Regions from separate parts of the Homo sapiens genome. Here region 2 is linked to region 1. A link is a loop called in an ENCODE intact Hi-C map of the cell type or tissue named here. Cell type or tissue: endothelial cell of umbilical vein. All regions are shown on one strand. Each heading gives the region's core, and the rest is flanking DNA. Links, peaks and the distances in the headings are about the cores only. Region 1 overlaps MBNL2 (muscleblind like splicing regulator 2). Region 2 overlaps MBNL2 (muscleblind like splicing regulator 2).

Region 1 (15,232 bases), core at 3,084-11,083:
CCTCTGGAGGGAGGGCAGTCCTACCAACACCTTGATTTTGGCCCAGTGAAACCGATTTGGAACTTCTGGCCTCCAGGACTATAAAGGGATAAATGTGTGTTATTCTAAGCCAATGGGTTTATAGTAATTTATAGCTGTTTACAGCAGTTACCGGAAACTAATAGATGCAAAAACTGCATAAGACAAGTCAATTGATAAAGAGAGTCAAGTATCATTCCATTTTAGGTCTCATAAACTAAACTTCTTTACAGTACTGTGGATATTTCTTCATTCCCTCCTTCTTCTGTCCACTCCTGAACCCATTCCCCTGCAGTCTCTCACCAGTGTCCTCCATATTACCAAACCAACGGTCACTTTTTGCCTTTATTGTTGCTGTGGTCTGAATGTTTGTGTCCCACCAAAATTCACGTTGAGTCCTAACCTCTAAGGGCCTATGGGGAGGCGACTAGATCCTGAGGGTGGAGCCCTCATGAATGGAATCAGTGCCCTTATAAGAAAAGACATGGGAGAGACCCCTCACCCTCCTGCCATGTGCGGACACAGCAAGAAGGCACTGTCTATGAACCAGGGAGCTGGTCCTCATCAGACATCAAATCTGCGGGCACCTTGATTTGGGGGGTTCCAGCTTCCAAAACTGTGAGAAATTCAATTCAGTTGTTTGTAAGCCACCCAGCTTATGATATTTTATTATAAGCAGCCAGAATGGACTAAGACAATTTCTTCTACCTCTCAGCGGTGCTCAAGTCATGTGATGAATCTCTCCTTTGTTAAACACTCCTTCCTCCGTCTCCTTTGCCCACCATTTTCCTCTTCCATATGTTGAGGTTCCAAGAGCTGGATATTTCTTTCCATCTGTCCTCTCCCTTGTGGTCTCATCCATTCCTGTGTCTGTCAATCATCTATAGACTGAGGACCCCCAAAAGTATGCATCCAGCCCAACCTCTCCTCTGAGCCCCAGGCTCACATATCCACCTTTCTACTGGCCTCACCTTTAAATTTCTTAAAGGAACTTGACCCGTTCAAAATCAAATTCTTCCCATTTTAATAAATGGTACTATCAACTGGCAATCGAAAACCAAAACCTAGCAGACTCTTTCCTGAAATCACTGGAAGTATTAGAATAAAAATTGTGACATGTTTAAAAATTATCAACTCTAGAAACAAATTAATTCAGTCTCAGAAATGAATCAGTGACCTAGTAGAGTATAGGTGGCTCACTGACATCCAGTTCAACAGCAAGTCCTGTCATATCTGCCCTGAACCCCATCCACTCCCCTGTTTCTCAGCTCCCTCATCTAAGCCACCATCAACCTTTTATCAAAATATCATAAAAGCATTTACTTCCTAATCTATCAATATCCACTCTTGCTTTACTCCATTATATCCCACAGACAACAACCAGAGGAATCTTTTTAAAACATAAATAGCATCCTGTCACTCCCTTATGTGCCCCTCCATGCTTTTCCATCTTACTGGGACAAAGCCGAAACTCTGACCTTGATCATGACCTATGGCTTCTGTGATCTGGTCACGACCCTGCCTACATTGCTGGGTGAACACACACAGCTCGTGTGTGTCCCAGCCTCTGCCTCTGCTGGCCTGTCCATGTCTTAGTGCTTTTCACACATTAACTCACCTCATTCATAAGGACTCCAGGTCCACCCCTGTAACCCACATGCAACCCCCAGCATTCTCTACCAGCGAGCCCTCCTCCTTCTTTGCTTATCCATACAAATGAACTGTAATTTTGTTTGTTTTCTTCTTTCTCATTAGGGCTTCAGTTCAATCAATGTACACAGTGTTCTGGCACCATGTCTGCACCAATAAATATTTATTAAGGGAATGAAAATTCAAGCCTTTCTCTCCCCTGACAACCCTTCTGTCTCAAATTCACAGTGTTTGAAAAGTCCCCTTCATTTATTCCTCCTAGCAGCTTTTCTCTCCCCAATTCCTGATAGAATAGGACAGGAATTCTTCCCTCCTTCCCTTCCCAGAGCGCGCACCGCCTTCATATGTGCACTCAAGATAAAGAAGCAAGTGTGAGCGACCTTTAGGAGGATGGAGGTGGAAGAACCACGAGGGACAAGTCTTGCATGAGTCTTGTGCCCTCCGGAGCTGCTTCTGGCAGTAGAGGGAGGAGGCTTAGGAGACGCCGTGTGTCAGCCTTTTAGCGTGAGTGCCAGGCACGTACCCTTTAAAGCAGACGCATTCTAAACGAGTGGGACGACGGCATTCTCGCCTACTGACTGCACTTTTGAGCCATGAAATACCTCGGGCCACTTGGCCATTACCCTTGGCTAAGCCCCCTTGCTGCTACAAAATAGCAAAGAATGTGCATGTTTGCGTGAGAGTGTGTTGAGTACGTAAGTATGAATGTGTAGTTAGTGTATATGTGCAAGTGTGTATATGTGTGCATGCAGGTGTGTAGTGAGTGTATATATGTGTGCTAGTGTGTATATGAGTGTGTTGTGTGTGAGTGTACGTGTGTTGAGTGTATGGGAGTGTGCTGTGAATGTGTATGAGTATGTATTGTGTATATGAGTGTGTTGTGTGTGTGAGTGTATGGGAGTGTGTTGTGAATGTGTATGAGTATGTGTTGTGTATATGAGTGTGTTGTGTGTGTGAGTGTGTGTGGGTGTGTTTGTCATCTTTGAACCTGGACCTGATGTCCTGGGAGGGAAAGCAGGGCATGGAAGACTGCGGAGAGGAACACGGGAAGGTGGAGTAGAGAACAGGGGCAGGAAATCGCAAGACCAGCATTTCAGAAGCGATTTTCTTCAAGAAGGCTTCCCGCGAATCTTGTCCTCTGGCCTTTTTAGCTGTGGCTTTGAGCTGAGAGATGACGTGGACCAAATGGATCCTGTCTCAGACAGCCTGGCAACAGCACTTCTGCAGAAACTGTAGGGCTAATTCTCCCAAGCTGTAGTTGGTGCGCTTCCAGGAACAGAATCATTGGAAGGTGCTGCCCTTCTCTTTTCTCAGCCGCCAGCTGAGAACCAAACTCAGACACCGGGATCCGTTGTTGGCCGAGATTCTACCTCGGGAGTTTAATTTGAATTCAGGATCTGAGAACCACTTTTCCAAGGCAGCAGGCCCCACACCTCACACCTCCTGTCTGTAGAAGGCCCAGGCTGGCTGTGGGTCGTGTTCCTGTGCAACTCTCCACCAAACGCTCTCTGCATTCTCTCCAGAAACATACGGGCAACTGATTTGTGTGTGGGCGGGGGGGGCGTTGTTTTTCCTCTTTTGTTTTAAGAAATAACCAACAAAATCTAGTAATCGCAGAAGAGTGGACATGGCCTCAGACTAGGAGCCAGGAGTCCCGGGTGTTCTGCCTTGACTTTGCCTTGCAGCATTGACCTTGGGTTATCCATTTAGTGGCTCTCCTCTAAATTGTTTTCACCTGGAAGGCTGAGCAATTCTTGCTGCCGCACTTGCTTCTCATGGATTTGAGAAGATTAAAGAAGACAAGTGTGAGAATGCCTTGAGAACTACCAGAACCTTTCACAGATGTAAAGCATTATTATCCACAATAATATTAACACGGAGTGAGCCTCTCTGCAAATCACCGTAACTGTATTTTTTAACTAATCAACTTCAATGAAAAACATGCTACATCAAAAAGGAACATATCCAACTGCGTCTGTCTTCGTAAGGCCTATGAACTTGCAACTTTCAGTTTCACGTGACAGAAAATATTTTTTTCAGTCCACATTTCAAAAGGAAAGGGAAATTTGTTGCTATATTTTTACTCACTTTTATACCCTTACTATACTGCTATGCTCATTACATCCCTGTTGCAGAACTGTTAGATAATTTGAGGCCAAAAAAACCTTGATGGACATTGATTTTTACAGTATTAATGAGAGCTGCTTTTTACTGAGTTCTGACCATGGGAAATGGGAGTGCAATAGCGCCTTGTTCTGCCCAACCCTTTCAGCTAAGTAGTTTCACTTACTCATTGCAGATAAGAAAATTAAAGCCCAGGGAGGTTAATTTCCTCCCCAGGTTAATGAGTAGTAAGTGTCAGAGTGCTAGGTTTGAATTCAGGCCTCTCTGAGTCTAAAATCTATGGTTTTACTTTAAAATATTACTATTTCTCTGTGAACTGTGTTATTGCCATCATCAATAAAACATACTGGGACATTGATTTTAGACTATGAAATCAGATGAACAAGTGACATATATTTTTGAAGACAAAAGTTACCTAATTGGAATAGATTTGTCGATATCCAAAATGGTTTTGGGAAATGAGTTTTGAGGTTCTCAATCCTATCGACAAAGCAAAGTACAACCCGTATTTATGGTACCACACTAACCCTAGCTTCAAATGATCTAGCATCAAATGATCTGTGGGCTGGGAGGGTTGAGAATTTGCTTCCAGAGAAAATAAAAATGGCAGTATGGGGGAGGGCTCTTTTATCTAAATGTTTACGTTGATAGTCTCTGGGTTAAATTACACATTTAGTGCAAGTTTTTTAATACTATTTTTACTCCTCACATATGACAATGCTCCCCAAATTTGGCCATGCATCAGATCATTTAGTAAAATTTCTAAAATTCAAGTATCAAGGTCTCAGCCTAGATCTACTGGGTCAGAATTTAATCACTATTTGTAAAATCTCCCCCAGGCATTTCTGACAGAGCTAGTCCACTGAATCACTGATGTGCTGTGATTTATGACCTTTCAGAATTGATTCTTTTTAAAAATCCTAACATTACATAGTCCGTAAACCATTTAAATCACTTGGCTTTTTCTCCAGTAGTACTAAATTATAAAAGCTACAGTTACTGAAAATCATAACTTTCTATAATTATGACTCAGTGAGTAACATACACATATAAACATTTGTTGACAGTAGAGGAAGAAAAAAATTCTAACTGCCATCTATTTCCCACATTCAGACCTCATATTGCAACTTTCTCCCAAAGTGGATTTTACGTCTGAGCCATAGAGATCTAACAGCATCTTGTGGGAGTACTGAGCCAGGACCCCTCTAAGACCATTAGAACCACCCCTTCTAGCCACTTTGAAAATAGGCTTTCCTGCCTGTCTGATAACTGCCTGCACAAACTATCAATAATTTACTCTTTTCTATAATGACTTTTCATAAGAGATATTTTTCTGTTACTGCTATAAAGAAAAAGTATGTTTATTAAACATAGGTTGTCATTTTTCCCATATGTTAAATAATCCATCCAGGGTCATAAATAGACAAGAAGAATGTCACCCACAATGTAGAAACAGAGAACAAGCATGACACAGCATAGTTCAATGTTAAAAGTGTGACAAGCAACAGTTAAGTTCAGTGTTAAAAGACTGCATTAATATGTAATTGCAAATTGAAATCAAATAGGTTAAAAATCATCTATAATTAACAACCAACCAAACAAATGAAAAGAAGCATTCAGGTCCAATTTGGTGTACAATTTATTCTAAGAAAAATCTTTAGAATTTTAAATTACTTAACAAGGTTTGTTCTCTTAAATGTACATTATTTACTTTCTAAAAGGCAGAATTATTTACATATTATTAGGTGGAGCTTTTAAAAATAATCATCACCTCAACCCACTAGCATATTTCTTCTTATTCCTAGATGAGGAATATAGGGACAGAGAACAAATTTAATAAGATTCTGTATGCTCTTGTCACTGCTGTGTTGATTTTGTGACCTAGGAAACCAAACCAACTTTTAATGGCCAATCACAATATTGTTTGATTAAAAAGCTCTTCCAGAAAACCTTTCAGGAAGGGAAGACTGACTGGATCTAGATGTAGTTGAACTACAGCAAAAAATCGTAGGTTTATTTGAAAACTACATTTGAATTTTGGGAATATACATGCTAGTGATGGAATACGGAAACATACTGGTGAGTCTGGACAAAATAAAATTCCAAGTAACCCCACTGTTTGAGAATGCATAGACTTGGCCAACTTGAAAATCAGGCTGTAATCAAAGGGTTTTGTGACTCCTCTCCCTTTGAGAAACATGTAGAATAAATCAAAGATTATTAGTCAGTATTCTATAGCTTTTACTACCTTAGTGTTATAACATTTAATAGTTTGGAATGTTGAGTAATTAGAGTTGAAATTATTTTCTTTTGTTGAGAACACTTTCATAGGGACAAAAGCTTAATCTAGTTCCTGTAACTAGAGGTTTTTTATGATGTTCTCTCATATTTCTGTATGGTTTGGGGAAGAGAGGGTCTACATGGATGTCATTTTTATTATAGGTCAGCATTGAGCTATACAATTAACACAGAGTATATGATGAATACATTTTGCTCAAATGACATTTGCTGGTAATTTTTTAAAGTTTTATTCTAAATAACTCTTTCTCCTGTGTTGTCTTCCTTTAACAGCCCACTTTCCCTGTAGGTCCCGCGATAGGGACAAATACGGCTATTAGCTTTGCTCCTTACCTAGCACCTGTAACCCCTGGAGTTGGGTTGGTCCCAACGGAAATTCTGCCCACCACGCCTGTTATTGTTCCCGGAAGTCCACCGGTCACTGTCCCGGGCTCAACTGCAACTCAGAAACTTCTCAGGACTGACAAACTGGAGGTACTTCAATTCTACTTGTGTTTTGACATGCATTTGTGGTAGAAATATACTTCTGTGTAAGTGATTGCTTGTAAGATATTAATTCAGTCTTGCAAAACAGCCATGTAAACACACACACACAAACTCACCTAAAACCCATGTATTCATAACTCTGTGGTTTGAAGTTAAGGCCAAGTATAAAGGAAATTAGTCTATGGAAAAGACTAGTTTTAACACAAAAATCAGCTGCATGGAATATGCGTTTAAGGGAAAAATATTAAACAATCAATGGAACAGTGACTCAATCATGATGCAGCCCATAGAGATGGCTCCAGGTCCTGAAGGCCTCCTCATGTCAAGGTGTAATCCTTGCAAGACCCTGGAAAGTTCTGGAAACTGGTGGATCAGGAGCCCAGCAACCAGGGCAGCCGAGGACACTCAGGGACACTGGTGGGAGTAAGTGGGACTACAACTATTTACCAATTGGTATGATCATATTTCAATGTCTCAAGAACAAGCATGGCTGCTCTAGTGTGTTCTGGCATATTAGTTCTGATTGTGTTGTTGCTAAACAGGGGAAATTGGAGGATGAGTAAATTTAGTTTTTTGTTTTGTTTGGTTTGGTTTTGAGACGTAGTTTCGCTCTTGTTGCCCAGGCTGGAGTGCAATGGTGCAATCTTGGCTCACCACAACCTCCTCTGCCCGGGTTCAAGTGATTCTCCTGCCTCAGCCTCCCAAGTAGCTGGGATTATAGGCATGCGCCACCACGCCTGGCCAATTTTGTATTTTTAGTAGAGACAGGGTTTCTCCATGTTGGTCAGGCTGGTCTCGAACTCCCAACCTCAGGTGATCCGCCAGCCTCGGCCTCCCAAAGTGCTGGGATTACAGGCGTGAGCCACCGCGCCCAGCCCGTAAATTTAGTTATTAATTGAGATATTTTCTTTAACTTCAATTGTTCTATAACATTCAAGAAAACAAGTTCCTATATATAAAAAACATCGTTCTTAAGTTATGAATCAAACCAAACCTCCTGTACTTTGTTGGGTAAAATTTCTCTTTAATCAGAGCTGTAGAACTCATCTATGTATCTTACTGCTATATCCCTATGATATTCACTACAGCATTTCATAAGGGTGTATAAAGATTCTCATAGATTTTTCAGAGAGCTCCTTTAATTCCATTACTGATTAAAGGTGTTAGGTGATGCATCTGGTTAGGACGTACACAGTGCTTTCTGTTAGTGGGATTATTAGAGAATGTTCTTTCAATGTGCATTTGTTTAAATATTAACCCAATAAACCTTGAAGGCAATAAAATGTGGCTGCCTAATAACCTGTGCAAGTTTTAAAACTCAGAATTTCAAACTGCAAATATTTTAGAAGATATTTATTTTTTCACTTAGTTTCAATCTGGATGCCCAGATGAAGAGAATGGAAACTCTAATTGTTACTATTTTGAAAAGATCCAGCCTACCCTTGTCAATTACTGAATAGACCTTTCACAGGACTGGAAAAGTGTTTTGGGCTCCACCTGCTGGACCCACGGAGCTTTTGTGTTCAGTATGTGACTGTACTTTAGAAAACAAATTAAATCAGTGGAATTGGGAACAAATTGTCCTTCTCAACAGGGCTGGTAGACAAAGACATGTAAAAATGAATCACAATGATTTTAGCAGAGCGGCTTTTGGTTCATTTCAAACCAGGAATGAAGTCAGCTGCACACAAAGCACCTTGGTAGGAGCCTGATGGCTGGTCCACACCTATGATGCTATCAGACAGAAGTCATTCCATTGATGGAGGAAGGCTTGCTCAGAATCCGTGGGAACATCTTAGTGATTTATTTTGCGCATTTTATGAACTAAAGTTAGAATGTTGGCTAATATCCAAAGTAGGAGGAAACAATTAACAATCTGGTGATTTATGCTATCTACCTTCAAGCTGGCCTGGTCACTGGTCAGTGAAACAGTATTTCCTAAGTATGTCTGACTTCCACAATACTTGAATTTCATGTCAGGGGCCCTTCATATAACATCACTAATGATCAGCGTGATGATCATTTACATATCCACTTTGGAATTGGAGCCTAAAAATAAATAACTTACGATTCTACTCATAATTATTTCCTGCTAATATTTATGAGCAGAGAAGAATTATATAAGCAACATGCATATGTTATTTATGCTATTTTATGTTATCTATATGCAGGGCATAATTAAGAATACTCTTCAAATTCTAAAGAAATATTTTTTCATACAGTAAAATCTTGATCCACCAGAATTCTCAGGGGATAGAGAATCCTAGTTACTTGAGATTTCAGGATAATTTAGCATTAAAGAATTTTTAAAATAAACTATTTCCCTCCATTTTTCTTTCTCTATATCTCTTGCCGTATTTCTCTCCTTTTGTCTTTTTTTTCTTTTCTGTGCTGTCAAAAATAGTATAGTGACCTTAAAAATGAAAATTTTGGTGTCTTAGATATTGTTCTTCTGATTTATGATTATGTTATCTTTGTAGAGCAGGAGAGAAGGAGTGGGAAACAGGAGTGTTCAGATTCCCCCCACCCCACCCCACCCCACCCCCTTAGAGAGAGGAGGAACAAGTTTGTCGTCATTTTCTCTGATTCTTTTTGTACAGCTATGACCTGGTAGCTTGATATAGGTGAAATTATCCCTCCACACACACAAAAAAAAACCTATAGCATTGTCAGAATTGTCATACAAGTAGGTGATTGAAGATATAGAGAGAGGTAGATAGATTATAGGTGATTGACAGATTAAATAGATAGATTATAGGTAGGTAAGCAGGTATATAGATAGGTAGGTAACTAGATTAGATAGATGATTAATTAATTGATAGATTTTAGATAGATCAGTAGATGATAGATGATGGATGGCTGGATGGATAGATGATAGATGGATGAATGAATGGCTGGCTGGATGGACGGATAGATAGATGGTAGGTAGGTAGATAGATGATAGATAATATTAGGTTGGTGCAAAAGTAATTGCAGTTTTTACCATTAAAAATAATGATAGATTAACAGATAATAGATGGATGGATGGATGGATGGATGGATGGATAGATGGATGGGTGGATGGATAGATAGATGGATAATAGATAATAGAGGGATAGATTGATAGATGATAGATAATAGATGATGGATGAATGAACAGGTGGATAGATGATTGGATAGATTGATTGATGGTAGATGATAGATGAAGGAATGGATGCATGGATAAATAGATAGATGATAGATATATGGATGGATGGATAGACAGACAGACAGATCGATAGACAGCTGCATAATATGCTACCCAGGGACAATGGAGGCCTTGTTGCTTTTCCTTTGTTATTTTAGCTGAACTGCAGATTTCGTATTATTTTCTCAATATAGATTTTCACCCTAGAAAAGGCGGTAAAACAAAACTCAAATGACTGTGTCAGAGATTGTGGTTACCTGGGCTCCGCATAATCAATCTTTTCTTGTCAGTGGTACATGAGCCACCATTGAAAGCGAGGCAGCCTCCGCTCCTCCCGCGGTGGCCGGGGCCGCAGGGGCGCCTGGGCTCAGGCTTGCCTCTGCAGCGCGGCTCTTCTTCCCTGTCTTAGGTATGCAGGGAGTTCCAGCGAGGAAACTGTGCCCGGGGAGAGACCGACTGCCGCTTTGCACACCCCGCAGACAGCACCATGATCGACACAAGTGACAACACCGTAACCGTTTGTATGGATTACATAAAGGGGCGTTGCATGAGGGAGAAATGCAAATATTTTCACCCTCCTGCACACTTGCAGGCCAAAATCAAAGCTGCGCAGCACCAAGCCAACCAAGCTGCGGTGGCCGCCCAGGCAGCCGCGGCCGCGGCCACAGTCATGGTAAGTGCGGCCGCCCGCCGCCCCTGCACCCCGGCGCCTCTGCGGAGGCCGCTCCGGGCTGGGACTTGGATGTTCTTCCAAACACTCGGGAAACATGGAAGGCTGCTATTCCTGCTGCTCCGCTGCCTAAGTTTTGCTGTTGTTTTCCCCCTTTTTGTTTTGTTTTGTTTTCCCCTCCTGCCCCCCTTCAGCACAATAAGTAAATCCCTCAGGTGCAGGGAAAGTCCTGGGGTCCCTGAGCTCCGTTCCCCCTCCTAGGGTGGCGGAGATTGAGTGTGCTCACTTAGGGTCTTTTTAAGAGAGGCTCAGGGGCCTTGTAATGAACATGAAGGTGGGCACCGCTTCGGAGAGGGGAAAGAAAGGTGCATTTCTGCACCTGAGCACGAGGAGGCACCCAGCTCCTTGGAGCAGCCACGGAGGACATCTGTGGCCTAAGAGAAGCCCAGAGAGTGATTTGGCTTTTCGCTACTCCCATTTTCTCCTCTTCTTTCACTTATTACAAGGGCAATGCTGGTCAGATTCCCCATCTCAATGAGGTTTTATGCAGAATAGCAATGCATGAAACAGATGAAAGTGGAGCCATCCTGGCTGGTGCAGAAAGAAAAAAAGACCTGTGACCTAGGCTTGCTTCCCTGAGTCACCCTACTGTCATTAGAGACCAGCAGTACATCATCATTATCATCGCCTGGGAGCCTGCTCAGAATCTCGGAGAGCCTAACTGTCCCTTAGAGACCAGATGCACCATTATTAGGATCACCTAGAAGCCTGTGGAGCCTCCAGAATCCTCAGCCTCACCCCAGACCTCAGGGAATCAGAATTTAAGTTGTAAAACATCTCCCAGGTGTTTTGTATGCACATTAACATTTGAGAAGCACCTGCCTAGACATTGCTTATCAAACTTGGCTACATTTTGGAACAACCTGAAGGGTCTGACCTGACATCTGTCCCTTTCCCTGAAGTTTCTTATTTTCTTATTTAGTTGGTCTGGTGTGGTCTGGGCAGTGGGATTTTTTTTTTTTTTTTTTTTTTAAGACAAGGTCTCTGTCACCCAGGCTGGAGTGCAGTGGAATGATCATGGGTCACTGTAGCTTTAAACTCCTGGGCTCAAGTGATCCTCCCACCTCAGCCTCCTGAGTAGCTGGGAACATGCCCATCTAAGTTCTAATTTTTTTTGTAGAGACAGGGTCTCACCATGTTGTCCAGGCTAGTCTCAAAACTCCTGGGATCAAGCAATTCTCACACCTTTACCTCCCAATGTGTTGGGATTACAGGTGCGAGCTACCATACCTGGCGACAGTGGCAGTTTTTAAAAGCTCCCAGGTGATTCCAATGCATCGCAAAGCTTGAGAACTTCTGCATTAGGTTGCAGAAGTTTCTAATTAATTTGTTTTCATGTGAGCTCTCTGGCTTATCAGAAGTCTATGTTAATATGTGATAGGCACTATGCATTCATTCTTTCAAAAAATTTTATGAGACCATGCATCAGGCACTTGCTGGGTAGAATAAATAAATCAGTCAGGTTTCCTTGCCCTCAAGGAGTTTGGAGTTAGTAACTGAGAGCAATAACATGCTCCTCAGTGACATGATAGAAATAGTTAATCGGGTCCAGAGGGCATGAAGGACTCAGTGGCCAGTCCTCCCTCAAGAAGGAGAGCTATGACTGCAGAGATGAAAAGTACAGTTTGAAAACACTTTGTTCTAGTTAGCAGCCATCACCTCAGCCATCACCTCATACACTGATTACTGATTAAAATGGAAGGGTAGCTGTCACACAAACAAGTTCACAATTACTCAACATTGTTTGCGCAAATGTTTATTAAGGCATGGACCTGTGATCAGTGATAGGGATACAGCGAGAAAGGCACCATCTGCCCTGAGGTAATCACCACCAGGTGCGGAGTGTGTGGTTCTAGAGACCTTTCCAATTTGAGCTGCTTATTTCCATACACCTTGAGCACTGGCCTCGTCATCTAAATCACTGTTTTTGTTTTTGTTTAATCTCTGAGTCCTTTTCTTGTCCCTTTAGTGTCCTTTCCTCTCGTCCTTCTCATTCATATGTTATTGGACCTAATATTTTTTTATTTTGCTGAGTGTGAATTCCTATATATGTGGAGATGTATGTATCCACACAAGAGGGTCAATAAAATAGAGAAATTCTCCCTTTTTTTCTTCTAGTAAAAGAGTAGTTTCCGAAACTCATTATAATTGGGAATGGGAGGAGGAGAGTAAACTGATCACTTAAGGCTGATAAAAAAGGAATTCTTTCAGAGCACAAATGAGATCTTTTACACATTTTGCCAATGCGACATCCATTCTACTATCAACCTGGTGAGGATCTCATCCCATAGGAAGCAAATTTTTTTTTCATTGTAATCATTATTTTAGGCCAGCTCCAACTTATCCTAATTGGTGTGTTGATTGATGGGCACTAAGAACACATTTTTCCACAAAATTTGTTTATTTATTTGTTTTTTGAGACAGAGTCTTGCTCTGTCAGTCACCCAGGTTGGAGTGCAGTGGTGCGATCTTGGCTCACTGGAGCCTCCGCCTCCCAGGTTCAAGTGATTCTTATGCGCCAGCCTCCCGAGGAGCTGGGACCACAGGTGCATGCCACCATGTCTAGCTAATTTTATATTTTTAGTAGAGATGGACTCAGGAACGCCTGGGTTCAGAAACTTCAGAACCAACAGGTCACTCTCTTCTTTCCCCTGCCTGCTTCTCTTACTATGGCCACACCATTCTCTAAGGTCAGCTTCTCTACAAGACCCAGGACCAAGGCTTTGGACCTCTATAGGGATGTATTCTTACATCTTTTGACAAGAGAGAGAATGGTGTCTTTTATACCAGCTCTAATTAGGTATTGGGGCAGGGGAAGAAGTTAAAGGTCATTTTGGTGGCTGTCCCTGTGGTCAGTGACAGGATGCTGTGATTGACTCAGCCTGGGTCCCAGTGGCTATCCTTGGTCACTGAGGTATGGAATGAGGCCCTGATAATGGAAATATTAGTCCTTCAAGTAAAAGTTCAGTTCCAGACCACTGCAATGAAGCGAGTATCACAATAGAACAAATCACATGAATTTTTTGGTTTCCCAGTGCATATAAAAGTTATGTTTACACTACACTGTGGTCTATTAAATGTGCAAGAACATTATGTCTGAAGAATATATACACACCTTAATTTTAAAATGTTGCTTAAAAGATGCTAACCAATAGTCAGAGCTTTTAGTGAGTCGTATCTTTTTGCTGGTGGAAGGTCTTGCCTCGATGTTGATGGCTGGTGACTGATTAGGGTGGTGACTGGTGAAAGTTGTGATGGCTGTGGTAATTTCTTAAAAATACAATTTCTTAAAACACAATGAACATTGCCACATTGATTGACTCTTCCTTTTATGAAAGATTTCTCTGTAGCCTGCAATGTTATTTGATAGCATTTTGCTCAGAGTAGAACTTCTTTCAAAATGGGAGACAGTCCTCTAAAACCCTGCTGCTACTTTATCAACTAAGTTTATATAGTTTGCTAAATCCTTTGGTATCATTTCAACAATGTTCAGAGCATCTTAGCCAAGAGTAGAACCCATCTCAAGAAACTACTTTCTTTGCTGCTCCATAAAGCGACTCCTCAACCATTAAAGTTTTATCATGAAATTGCAGCAATTCAGTCACATCTTCAGGCTCGACTTCTATTAAGAATTCTAGTTCTCTTGCTATTTCCATTACATCTGGAGTTACTTACTTTTTCCATTTAAGTCTTGAACCCCTCAAAGTCATCCATGAGGATTGGAATTAACTTCTTCCAAACTCCTGTTCATGTTGATATTTTGATCTTCCATGAATCATGAATATTCTTAATGGCATCTAGAATGGTGAATCCTTTACAGGTTTTCAATTTACTTTGCCCAGCTTCATCAGAGGAATCACTATCTGTGGCAGCTACAGCCTTACAAAATGTATTTCTCGATTAATAAGACTTGATAGTTGAAATAACTCCTTGATCCATGGGCTGCAGAACAGCTGTTGTGTTAGCATGCATGAAAACAACATTAATCTCCTTGTACATCTCCACTGGAGCCCTTGGGTGATCAGGTGCATTGTCAATGAGCAGTAATATTTTGAAACAAATCTTTTTTTCTGAGCAGTAGGTCTCAACTGTGGGCTTAAAACATTCAGTAAACCATGTTGTAAATACATATACTGTCATCCAGGCTTTGTTGTTTCATTTCTAGAGCATAGGCAGAGTAGATTTAGCATAATTCATAAGGGCCCTAGAATTTTCAGAATGGTAAATGAGCATTGGCTTCAATTTAAATTCACCAGCTGCATTAGCTTCTAGCAAGAGTCAGCTGCTGTACTTTGAAGGTTTGAAGCTAGTCCTCCTCTGTAGCTCTGAAAGTCCTAGTTGACATCTTCCAATATCTGGCTTGTCTACGTTGACATCTGTTGTTTACTGTGGCCACCTTCATCAGTGATCTTAGCTAGATCTTCTGAATAACTTGCTGCTGCTTCTCCATCAGCCCTTGCTGCTCACCATGCTCTTTTATGTTATGGAGATGGCTTCTTTTCTTCAACCTTGTGAACCAATCTCTGCTAGCTTCCAACTTTTCTTTTGTAGCTTCCTGTCTCCTTTCAGCCTTCATAGAATTGAGGAGAGTCAGGACCTTGCTCTAAATTAGGTTTTCGGCCAGCGTGGTAGCTCATGCCTATAATCCCAGCACTTTGCGGGGCAGAGGTGGGTGGATCACTGGAAGCCAGGAGTTTGAGACCAGCCTGGCCAACATGGTGAAACCCCGTCTCTACTAAAAATACAAAAATTAGCTGGGC
Region 2 (15,232 bases), core at 4,484-12,483, 74 kb before region 1:
ATCAGCGATGCCCACTTCTGACATCATTCACTGCTGCCACTTGGCATGTTCACACTCACACACATGCACACACATCAAGAAATTTAACGATACACTCAGAAACAAATTGCAAGATCACAGATAAAATTTCCACCCAGGAGAGAACAGCCCTTTTATCCACCTCCTCAACTGCCGTCACCTCCATGTGTACTAGCCTCATACCTCAGGCCTTTTTGTTCTTTTAAATTGTCCCATCTCCAAGACCTTGACCTTTGAAATTTGGCAGCACCCTTTTTCTGCCTCTGCTTTCCACTGGCCAAGGGTAGATGGAGACAGCATAACCATTCATCTCAGAATAAATTAACGCTCTTTCGCTGAAGTTGTGCCTCCTGGGCCACTTGAGATTCCCTGCCTTTCTCTTTCCCTGCCATCTTCTGTAACTGCCCACCAAAGATTTCCCACACTTCAGGCACTGGCTGGAAGGCCCCAGCACCACTTTTGCAGCAGGTAAAACAGCTCTGATTTGACTGAGACGATAAAGGCTGCAGGACTGAAGCTGCCCTGGTTTCATTTCCTGCTGTCTAGCCAGGCTGCATCCCTCACTTCCCACCTTCTGTGGGTCCTGTGAGTGTGAAATGAGTGTCTCGTTTCCTCGCTGAGGCTGGGCCTCCATGACAGCCAGCCACCCTGTCCTTCCCCCTTCTTGAGGCCAGTGGCCGCACGCTGGCCCATACCTCTACCTTGCCATCTCCCCAAGCTCTTGTCCTGTTTTTCTCCTTCCATTAAAATGAAAGAAACGTGGGAAGGGTCAGGGGAGAAGCAGGTGGTCTCCCACCCTCCCAGGGGCTTCAGAGAGTGCACCCTTAAAACTCTCTTTACAAACCTGAGGTTCCAAAAGGGTAGCTGCTCAGGATCCCGCAGGCACCAAAGCATCTCTGACTTCAGAGCAGAGAGTGCAATCCCTGCCTTGCCGCCACACTGTTCTTGCAGCAGCAAGTGCTCCAAATTCTCCAGGCACTGAGTGCCTCCTTCCCCAGCTCCAACAGCGTCATGTCACAGAAACCACCCCCTTGAAAGCCAGCAGGGACTTCCCCTTCGTGACACCTAGCCACCACAAATTGTCCACATGCCTTGATCTCTCCGTGGCAGTGGCAGTGGACGCTTTTCGCTACTCCCTCCTCTTGAAACTCTGAACCTTTCTCCCTCACTGTTGCATTATTGGAAGGATCTTTTGTCGCTTTCTTTTTCTGTGGTTTGCCTTACTCCTCTTCCTTCTTTCACCTCCAAATCACTAAAGAAACTGTTCTTGATCCAGTCCAAGCCTTCCTGTTTTCTGTCCTAGATGTATACAAATAAATCCCTTCTCCCTCTCTTATTTTTGCCATTCCATGGTTTTAGCAGTCATTTCCATGGCCATGAACTCCAACTCTGGATCCATGCCCATCACTTCTATACCCGTTTCTAGCTGCCTTCTGCTTTCTCCTGGGCAGAGCTTTGATGTCCTTCTGCACACACAGGACCCACATTTTGAAGTCCTCCCTCGCTTTTTTTTTTAATAATTTTTTTTGAGACAGAATCTCGCTCTGTCCCCAGACTGGAGTGCAGTGGCACGATCTCAGCTCACTGCAACCTCTGCCTCCTGGGTTCAAGCAATTCTCCTGCTTCCGCCTCCCAAGTAGCTGGGATTACAGGCATGCATCACCACGCCAAGCTAATTTTTGCTTCTTTTAAAATTTATTTTATTTTATTTTTTTGGTAGAGTAGTTTCACCACGTTGCCCAGGCTGGTCTTGAACTCCTGAGGTCGGGTGATCCACTCGCCTCGGCCTCCCAAAGTGCTGGGATTACAGGCTTGAGCTGCCACGCTCGACCTTGAAGTCCGTTTTGATCCATCTATTTCCTACACGCCTCATTCCCAATCCCCAAAGATGAATTTGCTTCTAATGAATTGACCTCAGCAGTAACACCTCCGTTTTGTTCTCACCACTGCAGTGTAATTTTTGACCTTTCTGCTCTACCATGGCTGTAACCTTTAACCAATTTCCCCTCCCCTGCCAACCTTTTCAATTCTAATGTATCCTAGGTGGTGCTTCCAGAAAGAGCTTCCTCCAGCTGGGAATCTTGTCAAGATCCTGCCAGTGTTCCCCACTGTCTACTATACTAACTATGCTGATGTGTTACACCTGGGCCTACTTAGTGATACTTAGGCAGACAAAGCCCCTATGTCACTATTCATAATGAGGACCACACTACCCTGAGGGACATGGTGGAAACTTAAAGGACCATTTTTAAAAAAATTGTCCAAATGCCTGGGGGGCATCTCTGGAATTTAATGGACAGGAGTACAGGATTTTGATGTCTTGCAATGGACGTGACTCCCTTGGAGCGAGGAACCAGCCTGTACCTCTGTTGTTATTTATTGAGACGGAGTCTTACTCTGTCACCCAGGCTGGAGTGCGGTGGTGCTATCTCTGCTCACTGCAAGCTCTGCCTCCTGGGTTCAAGTGATTCTTCTGCCTCAGCCTCCCAAGTAGCTGGGATTACAGGTGTGCACTACCACACCCAGTTAATTTTTGTATTTTTAGTAGAGACGGGATTTCATCATGTTGGCCAAGATGGTCTCGAACTCCTGACCTCAGGTGATCTGCCCGCCTCGGCCTCCGAAAGTGCTCGGATTACAGGTGTGAGGCACTGTGCCCAGCCTTACTTTTATTTTTTTAATTATTAGACAGTTGTAGTATAATCGAATTTTTCAAGAATGCAACAACTGTGTAAACTGAGAGAAGATTATTCTTTTTCTTTTTTTTTTTTTTTGAGATGGAGTCTCGCTCTGTCACCCAGGCGGGAGTGCACTGATGCAATCTCGACTCACTGCAACCTCTGCCTCCCGAGTAGCTGGGGCTCGGGACCTCATGCCATTCTCCTGCCTCAGCCTCCCGAGTAGCTGGGACTACAGGTTCCCGCCACCACGCCCAGCTAATTTTTTGTATTTTTAGTAGAGATGGAGTTTCACCGTGTTAGCCAGGATGGTCTCCATCTCCTAACCTTGTGATCCACCCGCCTCGGCCTCCCAAAGTGCTGGGATTACAGGCTTGAGCCACTGTGCCCGGCAGAGAAGATTATTATTTAACTTGTTAGGAACTTCATCAGAAATTATTCAGCAATTTGATAAGCCATGCCTTTTATCAAACCTGTGTCAGTCTACATTTGTACCCGTTACATTCATTACAGTGCTGCAAACAAACAGGTGACAGCTTCTGACACTTCATTCTGTCTTCTAATATGCTTGTGCCTTAGCATCAAAATTTTAAAATACATATTATTTATTGTATAAAGTAGCTTTCTGTTGATATGTAAATTACAGTATTTATAGTTATGGCAATATATTGATTTTGTTTTTAAAGTGTGTCTGTTGGTTACACTATGATTTTCATTTGGTGATAATAAAAGTTGTGTTACAAACATTTTGTCAAAAAAGGGGTTATTAGTATTTATAGGTAGGTGTACAGGCCAATGAAATGGCCATTAGGCTGGTCACTGGAGAGAGAGAAAAAGACAAAGGTCAGCTGAAAGTGGTTCTGTCCACCCAAGGCTATGGCCGGGGAAGGAAATGGAAGTTCTAACAAAGAGTTCTCTGGGAATTCAGGGCTAGATTTCAGCTGACAGATCGATCATTGTTCTGTCTGGCTACAGCCATTGGTTCCTGGACATCCAGGAAACCGGTAAGTGCAATGCAGTTTTCAATGGTCTCTAATACAATTGCTTTTATTTCTAATAAGAGCATCTCCTAACTGAATTATAAATATTTGGATAGAAAACACAGATGCAGTGAAAAACATAATTTGAATACAAATACGTGTTGAATAGATTACATCTGGCTGTAGTTTCAAGAATATATTTAGAAATTTTCACTCTTTGAATTGAGGATGTGATTTCTTTCTCTACCCATTCCTGGAAATGGCAATGAAAAGAGATTGGAAATTTTTGCATGTTAAAATGAGCCCTGGATTTTATGACTTTTTCACTTGTACTTTAAGACATAAGATACATGAAAAAAAAGTTGGAAATTTCTCCTTTTGTTATTTTTATCATAAAACAAAGGTTGGCTTATCTGAGTCATTGAATGGCCTTGGGTAACCCTATGTTTTATTTCCCTTATATTAATATATCTGAAAGTATGTTCCAGAGGACAAAATACCATGTAAAATGAAGATATCATTGTCAGACACGGTTCTTTCTCTAGTTAGAAAGAATGAAAGTTTGGAGTTAGTTTTAGAAGACAGTCTATCAAGGGCGTGTCCAACTCACATGCTAGGCAGGACTTCATAGCTTGTACCTACCTTCAGAGAAAGAGCCTTTCTACTTTCTTTTACTTATACTTCGTTGACTTTGGAGAAAATAACTTTTAGTAAAAAAGTTATTTCCACCTGTCATTTTTGTGTGTGCGTGTGTGTGTACATGCATGTGGATGTCTCAAGAACTAATGTTGATACAGATTAGGTACCACATAGAGATTATTGATAGTATACTACTAAATATATTTTGGTTGCAGTGCATGTATTTATGGCTTAAGTGTTACTATCCCTTTGAAGAAAAACAAGGAAAATGAAGCTCAGATAGAGCAGGTGACATCACACAGCTATTCAGAGGCAGAGAGAGTAGAGTCCAGGTTAGAAAAGCTGGTCTTGTCCTTCAACCAAGCAGAACATTCAAGGCACCATTTTATTTATATTTTCAATAAATTAGGCCGGGCACGGTGGCTCACCCTTGTAATCCCAGCACTTTGGGAGGCCGAGGTGGGTGGATGACTTGAGGTCAGAAGTTTGAGACCAGCCTGGCCAACATGGTGAAGCCCCTTCTCTACTAAAAATATGAAAATTAGCCAGGCTTGGTGGCAGGTGCCTGTAATCCCAACTACTTGGGGGGCCGAGGCAGGAGAATCACTTGAACCTGGGAGGCGGAGGTTGCAGTGAGCCGAGATTGTGCCACTGCACTCCAGCCTAGGCAACAGAGCAAGACTTCATCTCACGAAAAATAAATAAATAAATTAATTAATTAATTAAAACAAAACCAATTTAAAGGTATCTAAAAGAAAAACCATTAAAAGAAATCTCTTTTGCTACCTGCCTCAATGTTTTTCTTTGCGAAGTCAATCGAGTTCTCTATTCACTTGCATTTGCATCTCATTCACATCTGTGTTTCCCTTGGTTCACTGAGCTTCCTATGGGCAGGCCCCAGTTAGGAGCCTCTTCTCCGAGGCTGTGATTACAGGGCAGTCTTACACCCTCCTTCTGGAGATCAAGTGGCTCTCAGCCCCAGTCCTTCAGCTGGCAGCTCCTCCAGGGCCCTCTCCGCCCAGGCGTCTGCATCTGATAGGCTTAGGATGCGGCCAAGTCATCGATCAACAGAGAGAGCACATTGAGAGCTATTTTAAATTAGTCTCCAGAAATAGAGTGGGGACGCTCCAACATTGAGCCACTCACAGGAAGGAAACATTATTTTTTAAAAATATATATTTTAAGAATTTAAAAATTAAAAATAGGAAACTCAGAGATTCCGAAAATTAGAAATAGGAGAGTCAAGGAGACAAGGTTTCTTTCTTGTAATTAGATTTATATAAAAAGAATTAAAGGCATCCTATAAATTACTTAATGGATAATGAGTTCTTGACTGTCTGACTCAGAAATAGGCTTGTTTTGCAAAGATCCTTTAATCAGCTCCCTAGGAGGCCGATGTCTGGCAGGCAGCTAAAATATCATAGATGACCCGAAAGTAAACTGGAGGAACTGTGTGCTGCAGAATTATTTCCCTTAAGGTGGTCTGAAATTTTGATCAATCTCAGTCTCAACATTGGACATGACTGATGTTTTTCCCTTAAAAAATGTACAAACTATCTAGAAAGCAATGGCACGGAGGAGACACCTGGGGTCCACAGCCCCAGCTTGTCTGAGAGGCGTGGAATGGAGGGAGGTCGCCTCCTTGCAGAGTGAAAAGCCAGGCTTTCCAGACTCACCCTGCATAACTTAGCAGCTGCAAAAGAATGTGAGCGGCAAGTTCTTTTATACAGTCAAAAGTGAATGCTTTCTGAAAATCTAACACTTAGAAGAGTTCTTAAATACATTTTGAAAAATGAAGTGTCATGTAAGTAAAGACCCTAAAAATAGCTTGGGATTATTTTGTACAGTTGAACGGCACATCCTTTGGCATTTCAGGAAATACTACAGAACCTCGTTTCTTTCTTCTCGAACTTCAGTCTTGCCTTTTCTTTAAAGATGAGTCAAGCAGTGAACCTGGATATTCCTTAAATCACACGCCTTCTGGAGAGGATGGGGCACTACAAAGCAGCTCCTTCTGATGGCTGAGCTGCTGGTCATCAGGCCACTAGTCCCTTTAAAGTGGTCCTCTCTCAGGCAAGTGTCCGTAAAACAAGGCCGCACCCACCCCCTCTAGAAGGCTATGGGTCATTGTCTTTCCTAATTCTCACAGAAGGAAGTCTTAGCTGAAACAAATCTCTCAGGTGTTTTCTGTGAGTCTGGCTGTTTTGTTGTTTTGTTTTTATTGATCAGAAACAGCCGCTGGGGGCAGCCCGGCCAGCACTCTTACAATTGTTTCTAGGGAAATCAGTGAACTCAAAAGCCTGCAGGTAACTCCAGGTGGACATCTTTGTTCTTTTCAGCAAGCAGCAGGATGCCTGGCACACAGAAGGCAAGGAATGCTTCCGACAGGGGTTTTCAAGCTTGAGCCTGCATCAGCCGCCCCCTGGATGGCTTGTTAAAACACAGATTGCTCGTCCTCGTTGTCAGGGTATCTGATCCAGGACCTTGGTGGTGGGGCCTAAGAGTGTGCTTTTCTTTTTTCTTTCCTTCCTTCCTTCCTTCCTTCCTTCCTTTCTTTCTTTTGAGACAGCGTCGCTCTTGTCATCCAGGCTAGAGTGCAGTGGCACGATCTTGGCTCACTGCAACCTCTGCCTCCTGGGTTCAAGTGATTCTCATGTCTCAGCCTCCTGAATAGCTGGGATTACAGGCGTGCGCCACCATGCACGCCCGGCTAAATTTTTTTCTATTTTTTGTAGACATGGGGTTTCACCATGCTTTCCAGGCTGGTCTGGAACTCCTGACTTCAAATGATCCATCTGCCTCGGCCTCCCAAACGCTGGGATTACAGGTGTGAGCCACTGCGCCGGGCCGAGAGTGTGCATTCCTAACAAGATCCCAGCGGATGCTGCTGCTGCTGGCCCAGGCACAACACTTTAAAAACCGCTGGACTAAAGATCTGGGCATTGAGGCTCACGGTGTGCATCCCTGGGGCAGCTCCCAGCCTCAACCTACCTGGCAGCCGCAGGGTAAGCCAGTGGCATCTGCTGGAATTTTCCTACAGATAATACTGGAATTCCCCATTCAGAGCATTAGTCCTTTAGCTTAGACTTTGGTTCTTATTAAAATGCAAATATTCCTTGGAGGAGGATCAGGAGCTCATTCAACAAACATTTGTCCAGTATATTCTGCATACCAGGCACTGAACTGAACTCTGGGGATTCAAAAATAATAGGCAAAGTCTATCAGATACCTGAGGCAAACCCTGTAGGAGTTTACACTGTGGGGAGGCAGATGGAGAAATCAGTATTTACAGTTCTTGTGAATTAAGGAATAATGATACCTATTTAAAAATAATGACCAGGCAGTATTAAAGATGGGCTGTAGGAGAGGGTGTCAAAAGGGAAAGGACGAAGGAGGGGGCGCTGTTCCGGATGCAGGCCCGTGAGGAGGGCCTGCCGGAGGGTGGCTCAGCTGAACCTTCCTGGCAAGCTCATATCCTTTTCCAGGAGGTGGCTTAGAAAGGCAGGAAGTTTCTAAATGCCTGAGGAGAAAAAGGAGAGGGCCTGCCAGAGAAATAATCGGGGGCAACTACTCCCAAACATTGCCTAGGTTCTGCACTGGAAGGAGCTAATTAGGGTAGGATTGTTTGGGACATTGGAAATACAACCAAAAAAGTCAAAAGAAGTGAAAGAAATGGAAGCTAAAACACACCAGTGAGAGAGACTTACACAAAACTGGAAAATAATGTGGGCAGAGACCCTGTTCCCAGTGCAGCCTAGAAACTTCTGGGAAAGGCTAAGGGTGCCCTGCATATAATGGGGCAATGCCGTTATACATGGAATCTTGATGGAAATTTTCCTAATTTCCAAAATTGTGGAACGTCTGGAGGTGCCCTCTCCAGACATTATTAACAGGGGCACCTCTGGGCAGATGAACTTGAAATGCCACCCCTTCCTCCCTGCTCATCCAGGGCACTGTGAATGGAAAAGCAGCTGCATTTCCACCGTGCCCTCAGGGAAGCAGGCTCCCATTGGTGCTACCAGAGTATTCCAACCCTGCTTCCCACCCAGGGTGACTGTTGGCCCCAGAGGTGTTCCCTTCACTTTTGGGTGAACAGCAGCTGGAGGAAGAAAGCGGGCTTAAGGTTTTTGTAGTGACACTTGGAAAAACCTCTCTGAGGCTCCCTTTGGTTGCAAAATAAAGGCGGTGTGAGAAGTGAAGCCTTCTCCAGATAAGAGGTCCAGGTACTGCTATGCAGTCAGACCATTGATCTCTAGGCACCTCCCTGCTCTCAGACTCTGTGGCTGGAGCAGATCTACACCAGGTCTAATCCTGGTCATCATATGGAACTATCGTAGAGAGAGAGGAAGCCTGAAAGTAGATTTTGTTAATACAGATTGGTATAGTAACTTTTAAAAATCACAGAATACTTTTATATTTCCACTATAATCTGTCTTTCATGGCAGCAACCATGTACATACAGGCAGGAACTATTATCGACATTTAGATGAAGAAGGTGGGTCTCAAAGAAATTGACTTGCCCAAGGTTATGTGACGAGATACCTTGGCAAAGTGAAGGCTGGAAGCTAGTTCTTAGGACTTTCTATCACCCTGGAAGTTCTGTTGACTAATAGAAGAAATGCAAAAGCCCTTGAGACAGCACCGTCAGTAGCAATAGAATGTGAGCTACTTAGACAATTATGAATTTTTGAGTGGGAAAAGGAAGCAGGTGAGATCAATTTTAATATTTAACCCAATATATTAAAAATATTAATTCAGTATGTAATAACTATGAAACAATCTTAATAAGATATTTTCACATTCTTTTTTTTCTTACAAGGCATGTATTTTTGAATTCAGTGTGTATTTTCTACTTGGAGCACATCTGAATTTGGATGCTAAATTTTCATTGGCAGTACTCCATCTGTATGTAGGTTTCATAAAATTTAAAATTAAAAAAGTAAATTTATATACTCAACTTGGTCTAATCACACTAAAAAGTTTTCCAATGACTGAATCAAGGGTGAGTTTTTAAAATTTAAATTCATTAAGAATAAATAAAAATTTAAAATTTAGTTTCTCAGTTTCACTAGCCACAATTCAGGTGCTTGATTGATATGTTGCTGGTGATTTCTGCCTTGAACAGCACAGTCTAACACATGCCCCTTCCTCTCAGCAACTGGCAGGCTAGTAAGTCCAATATTCTATTACATCTATATGTTGGCATATCTCTCAGTCCCGTCTCTTGATGGCCATGCTGAAATGTGGTCTAGCCCATCCTTACCCTCCATTGCTCTTATCTTTGGTAGAACCATCTAACCTAGCTCAAGTGGCTCTCTCCCTTTTCCCCACATCTGCCTGCCTGTACCCACTCCTTGGTACAGGTGCCTATGCTAACAGTAGCCGTATAGCTTTTTGGAAAGGAACAGAGAACAAGCTGGGAGAAAGAGTGGATTCATGAGAGGCTATGATAACAGTATGTTGTACCTGTGATATAATGCACACCTCTTTCCTTCTGAAACATCTTTGCTGTACAAGTGACTCTGGCCATCAGAAAGCTTGGGTACACCTGCTCTTTTTTGTTTTTTTTTTTTTGTTTTTTTTTTTTGAGACAGAGGCTCTCTGTGTTGCCCAGGCTGGAGTGCAGTGGCGCGAGCTCACTGCAATCTCCACCTCCTAGGTTCAAGCAATTCTCATGCCTCAGCCTCCCAAGTAGCTGGGATTACAGGCGTGTGCCAGGCTAATTTTTGTATTTTTAGTAGAGACAGGGTTTCGCCATGTTGGCCAGGCTGGTATCAAACTCCTGGCCTCAAGTGATCTGCCCATCTTGGCCTCCCAAAGTGCTAGGATGACAGGCGTGAGCCACTGCACCCAGCCTACTCCACTTTTTAAGATTTATTTATTTATTTATTTCTAAAAAAAAACAAACAAAAAACAAAACAAAAAAAAACAGGATACATGTGCAGAATGTGCAGGTGTGTCACATAGGTATACGTGTGCCACGGTGGTTTGCTGCACCTATTGACCTGTCCTCTAAGTTCCCTCCCCTCACCCCGTAAACCCCCAGCAGGCTCTCGTATGTGATGTTCCCCTCTCTGTGTCCATGTGTTCTCAGTGTTTAACTTCTACTTATGAGTGAGAACATGCCGTATTTGGTTTTCTGTTCCTGTGTTAGTTTAATGAGGATGATAGCTTCCAGCTTTATCCATGTCCCTGCAAAGGACATGATCTCATTCCGCTGCATAGTATTCCATGTTGTATATGTACCACATTTTCTTTATCCAGCCTATTATTGATGGGCATTTGGGTTGATTTCATGTCTTTGCTATTGTAAATAGTGCTGCAATAAACATAGGTGTGCATGTGTCTTTACAGTAGAATGATTTATATTCCTTTGGGTATATATACCCAGTAATGAGATTTTTGGGTCAAATGGTGTTTCTGGTTCTAGATCCTTGAGGAATCACCATACTGTCTTCCACAATGGTTGAACTAATTTACATTCCCACCAACAGTATAAAAGCATTCCTATTTCTCCACAGCCTCGCCAGCATCTATTGTTTCCTGACTTTTTAATAATCACCATTCTGACTGGCATGAGATGGTATCTCATTGTGGTTTTGATTTGCATTTCTCTGATGATCAGTGATGTTGAGTTTTTTTTCATGTTTGTTGGCTGCGTAAATGTCTTCTTTTGAGAAGTGTCTGTTCATATCCATTGCCCTTTTCATATCCTTTGTATGTTCATATCAGTTTTTGATGGGATTGTTTGTTTTTTTCTTGTAAATTTGTTTAAGTTCCTTGTAAATTCTGGATATTAGACCTTTGTCAAATGGGTGGGTTGCAAAAATTTTCTCCCATTCTGTAGGTTGCCCGTTCACTCTAATGATAGTTTCTTTCGCTGTGCAGAAGCTCTTTAGTTTAATTAGATCCCATTTATCAATTTTGGCTTTTGTTGCAATTGCTTTTGGTCATGAAGTCTTTCTGCATGCCTATGTCCTGAATGGTATTGCCTAGGTTTTCTTCTAGGGTTTTTTATGGTTTGGGTTTTAAATTTAAGTCTTTAATCCATCTTGAGTTAATTTTTGTATAAGGTGTAAGGCAGGCCATCCCTGCTTTTAAAAGCAAGTTTATCTTAAAGACAAATAGGGTGTGATCTCACTTAGAGGTTCTAAGTGTTCTCACAACTAAAAAATGCTAAGTATGCATATGTTAATTAGCTCAATTTAGCTATTCTACAATGCATACGTATTTCAAAATATCATTTGTATATAATAATCCTATACAGTTTTTGTCAATTCAAATAAATACTTAATTTTAAGCAAGTGTATCTTGGTAGAGTCTGATCATCTGAATTCTGGTGGGATTTTCATAGTAAGTTGAAATGGAAATTCTCCCAGGGGGAAAAAATATATATTTCTTCCAGGGGGAATGAAAAAGGCTTCTTACCTATAAGTATGAATAAAAATGTACAGCATTCACTGAACTGCATTGGAAGCATAGCTCCTGGAGAACTTTTAGGAACATCTGAGTAATTATTCTTGCCATCTATGCAACAGTACCTATGTTTACCTCTTTCTTTTCCTCCATGGGAGCCCTTGGGAGAGACTCTGCTGCCTTTGAGGTTGAGCATCTACCTTGGGTCCTGGTACTGAGGACTTGGGGACTCTACGTAATATTTTTCAAACACTAAGTGTGTTCAGCCCATCATTTGAAATATCCTTGTCATTGGTGCCTCATCTCCCTTGATGCAGGCAGAAATATGTCCTTGTCCTTTGCTTTCCTCATCCTTTGTTCTCCATGGGAGCTAGAGGTGCAGGTTGAGGTAATAAAGATACAAGTCCAGGCTGGTCTATGAAACCCAACCCATATTAAATTTGGTTATTAAACTCATCTTCTTAAGCTCCCTAGCTTAGGCTAGCTGATATTAGCTTCTGTGAATGCAGCGTTGCCAAACAGACATGCAGGAGCCTGCCTGGACCCCTCAAATATTTTATAATTGAAGTTTGCTATGTGTCATAGCTTTCAAGATTGCCAACTTCCTTAAATGTGCATGCAATTATAACTCATGCAAACACTTTTATTAAAATGTAAAAGAATTATTGGGATGAAGTAGCAATTCCCACCAGTCCCAAGAGATGTCCTGCTTAAATAAATGTTCCATCATCAGATAAGCTTGAGACACCATTGAGGCTTCTCCCTTATAAGGGACCCATCAGACACAGCAGCCAAGAAAAGCCCTATTGCAGGCCGGACGCGGTGGCTCACGTCTGTTGTCTCAACATTTTGGGAGGCCAAGATGGGTGGATCACCTGAGGTGAGGAGTTTGAAAACAGCCTGGCCAAGATGGTGAAACCCCACCTCTACTAAAAATACAAAAATTATCTGGGCATGGTGGTGGGCACCAGTAATCCCAGCTACTCGGGAAGCTGAGGCAGGAGAATCACTTGAACTCAGGAGGCAGAGGTTGCAGTGACCCAAGATCACACCACTGCACTCCAGCCTGGGCAACAAGAGTGAAACTCCGTCTCAAAAAAAAGAAAAAAAATTAAAAAACTTAAAAAGCCCTAATGCAAGGAAGCTCGTCTGGCTTGATTTACCCAGAGTTAAATAAACTTAATTGATTTGGGGTCATACTTTTTAAGGGAACACTTGTGAACCACTTAAAAATTATTGGGCCGGGCACGGTGGCTCACGCCTGTAATCCCAGCACTTTGGAAGGTTGAGGTGGGCAGATCACCTGAGGTCAAGAGTTCGAAACCAGCCTGGTCAACATGGTGAAACCATGAAACCCTGTCTCTACTAAAAATACAAAAATTAGCCAGGCGTGGTGTCAGACACCTGTAGTCTCAGCTACTCAGGAGGCTGAGGCACAAGAACTGCTTGAACCCAGGAGGCAGAGGTTGCAGTGAGCCGAGTTCATGCTACTGCACTCTAGCCTGGGTGACAGGGTCCAGTGTGGGTGACAGAGAAAGACTCCATTTCAAAAAAAAAAAAATTATTGCTCTCTGAACTTATTTGTTACCTGCCAATTTAAAATAATCTACTTCCAGTCTTCATTAAGTTCTTCTTAGGTATAAATTTTTTAGAAAGACATCAAGGCTCAGCAGGTATGTAAGGTCATTTGTGGCATATCCTATTTATGAAAATAATCAACTTCTGGACTTTAGTCCTTTATTCATGCTTGTCCCAGTAACTGGAATTTAATGTTTAATGATTTCATAACCCTTGAAAAAGTTAAAAGAAACTGAAGGTGCTTATTTTAGACATCTGAACTTACTGACTATATTTTTGTTGTAGCCATGTGTTTTAACTCCAGCATTCCATACTACAGAGCGTTTTTAGATTATGACTCAGTTAAAAACTAAACTGAACTCAACTAAAACTAATTTACATTCCTGCACTTAGTCATCAGTTAAATTGGTCAATAAATATTTCTTGAGGGTCTAATATACGCCGTAGACTAAGGCACTGGGAATACAGAAATGAAAACTACAAAGAATAGTCTTTGCCCTGTGAATGTTGCAGTGTAAATAGGAAGATAAACATTAGGTAAGTCATGGTGGAGAGGAAGTATTAAGATACCTGAGAAAAAATATCAAGAGGATCCTACCTACCCATCTCCAAGTCCACATCTCTGTAAACTAGGAAGAACATAAAGAAGAAAGAGCCCACACTTCATTCAAAATGACAATATCTTTATTACATAGGAGGGACACATCCCAAATAATTGTTTATAGCATTCCCAACAATAAAATCAATGGCCTAAATGTGAAATTAATTGGAAGCCACAGTCCTAATACACTGTTTTGGCGATTAAGCACATTAGATGGGATTGTTTCAGAAGGCCTAATTATTGTGTCTGCCACACTCATCTGTTTGAGTCATTCCTAACTTTTGGACTGCTGCCTAGACAATTCTGCAATACGGTTTCCGTTGCATATTCTTTTTTTTATTTAATGCATAACTTTTCTCACTATACTCAAAGCTCAAAGCTCTAAACTGTGCTTTTGCAAATTCTAGATAAGAGTTCAATAGTTCGTTGAAGTGGTGATTCCATTGAGTTTGTGTAAAGGTTAATATTTCATTTCTGTTTTGCAGGTTTATCATTTAAAAGTGCCTGTGTGAAGTCACTTTTGCTGGAAAACTGCAGCTTGGGAGCTTTCTTTGTATTCACATCCCACTCTTCTGTCAAGTACACTTTACCCTGACCTTATGAGTGGATGAAGATACCTCAGTTGTCTGACTTTGCCAATTGCTTAATTTCAGAATTTAAAAAGGGGAAAGAAAAACATCCTGCTAAAATATGAACATCTGAGTGTCTTATTTTCCAACATCGTCAATAGCTGTGAGCGTCAGCATTAAATATTCTCCCAAGGAGTGCCATGATATTGAAGTCACTTTATTAATAACAGCTGTATCTGCAAAACAGTCAAGAGACTCGGACGTTGAAAGCCAGAGATGACACTGAGCATGCTTTTATTGCGGCCTACCATCTTTAAGTGGGACATATTGATTGATGAGTGATTGCCTGTCCATACACTCTCTCATCATCCTGTTCCTTGGATTGGACTTCACTAAGCAATTTATCACTCACCTTCAGACTTACATGTGGGAGTTTTCACAACAGTAGTTTTGGAATCATTAGAACTTGGATTGATTTCATCATTTAACAGAAACAAACAGCCCAAATTACTTTATCACCATGGCTTTGAACGTTGCCCCAGTCAGAGATACAAAATGGCTGACATTAGAAGTCTGCAGACAGTTTCAAAGAGGAACATGCTCACGCTCTGATGAAGAATGCAAATTTGCTCATCCCCCCAAAAGTTGTCAGGTTGAAAATGGAAGAGTAATTGCCTGCTTTGATTCCCTAAAGGTAAGAGAATGCGTTTTATGTGTCATTTCAATACCACATTGGAATTGCAAACAGAAGGC

What was found. A loop is a pair of places that touch in the nucleus more often than their neighbours do. Peaks named below come from ENCODE experiments on the same cell type or tissue, not always from the same donor. Only the 100,000 strongest peaks of a DNase experiment are listed, where the experiment ranks them.
Region 2: it touches region 1 in a loop (3-fold over the local background); 16 of 110 quality-filtered maps call a loop at or near these places.

The regions. Positions count from the first base shown.
Region 1 is chr13:97,336,653-97,351,884 of GRCh38, forward strand. It overlaps MBNL2 (muscleblind like splicing regulator 2), which reads left to right. Exons shown (of 9, transcript NM_001382683.1): 4 at 6,364-6,564; 5 at 10,152-10,415. Among named protein-coding and RNA genes, the nearest start is that of RAP2A, 90 kb to the right of the region's middle. In endothelial cell of umbilical vein, for the core only: a CTCF peak has its summit at 8,066 (motif pointing left); DNase peaks (open chromatin) are centred at 8,079 and 8,379; H3K27ac peaks cover 819 bases.
Region 2 is chr13:97,261,237-97,276,468 of GRCh38, forward strand. It overlaps MBNL2 (muscleblind like splicing regulator 2), which reads left to right. Exons shown (of 9, transcript NM_001382683.1): 2 at 14,396-15,173. The coding sequence starts at 15,000. The region is part of intron 3 of LOC101927385 (a long non-coding RNA gene); the gene reads right to left. Among named protein-coding and RNA genes, the nearest start is that of MBNL2, 47 kb to the left of the region's middle. In endothelial cell of umbilical vein, for the core only: a CTCF peak has its summit at 7,722; a DNase peak (open chromatin) is centred at 7,715; H3K27ac peaks cover 4,121 bases.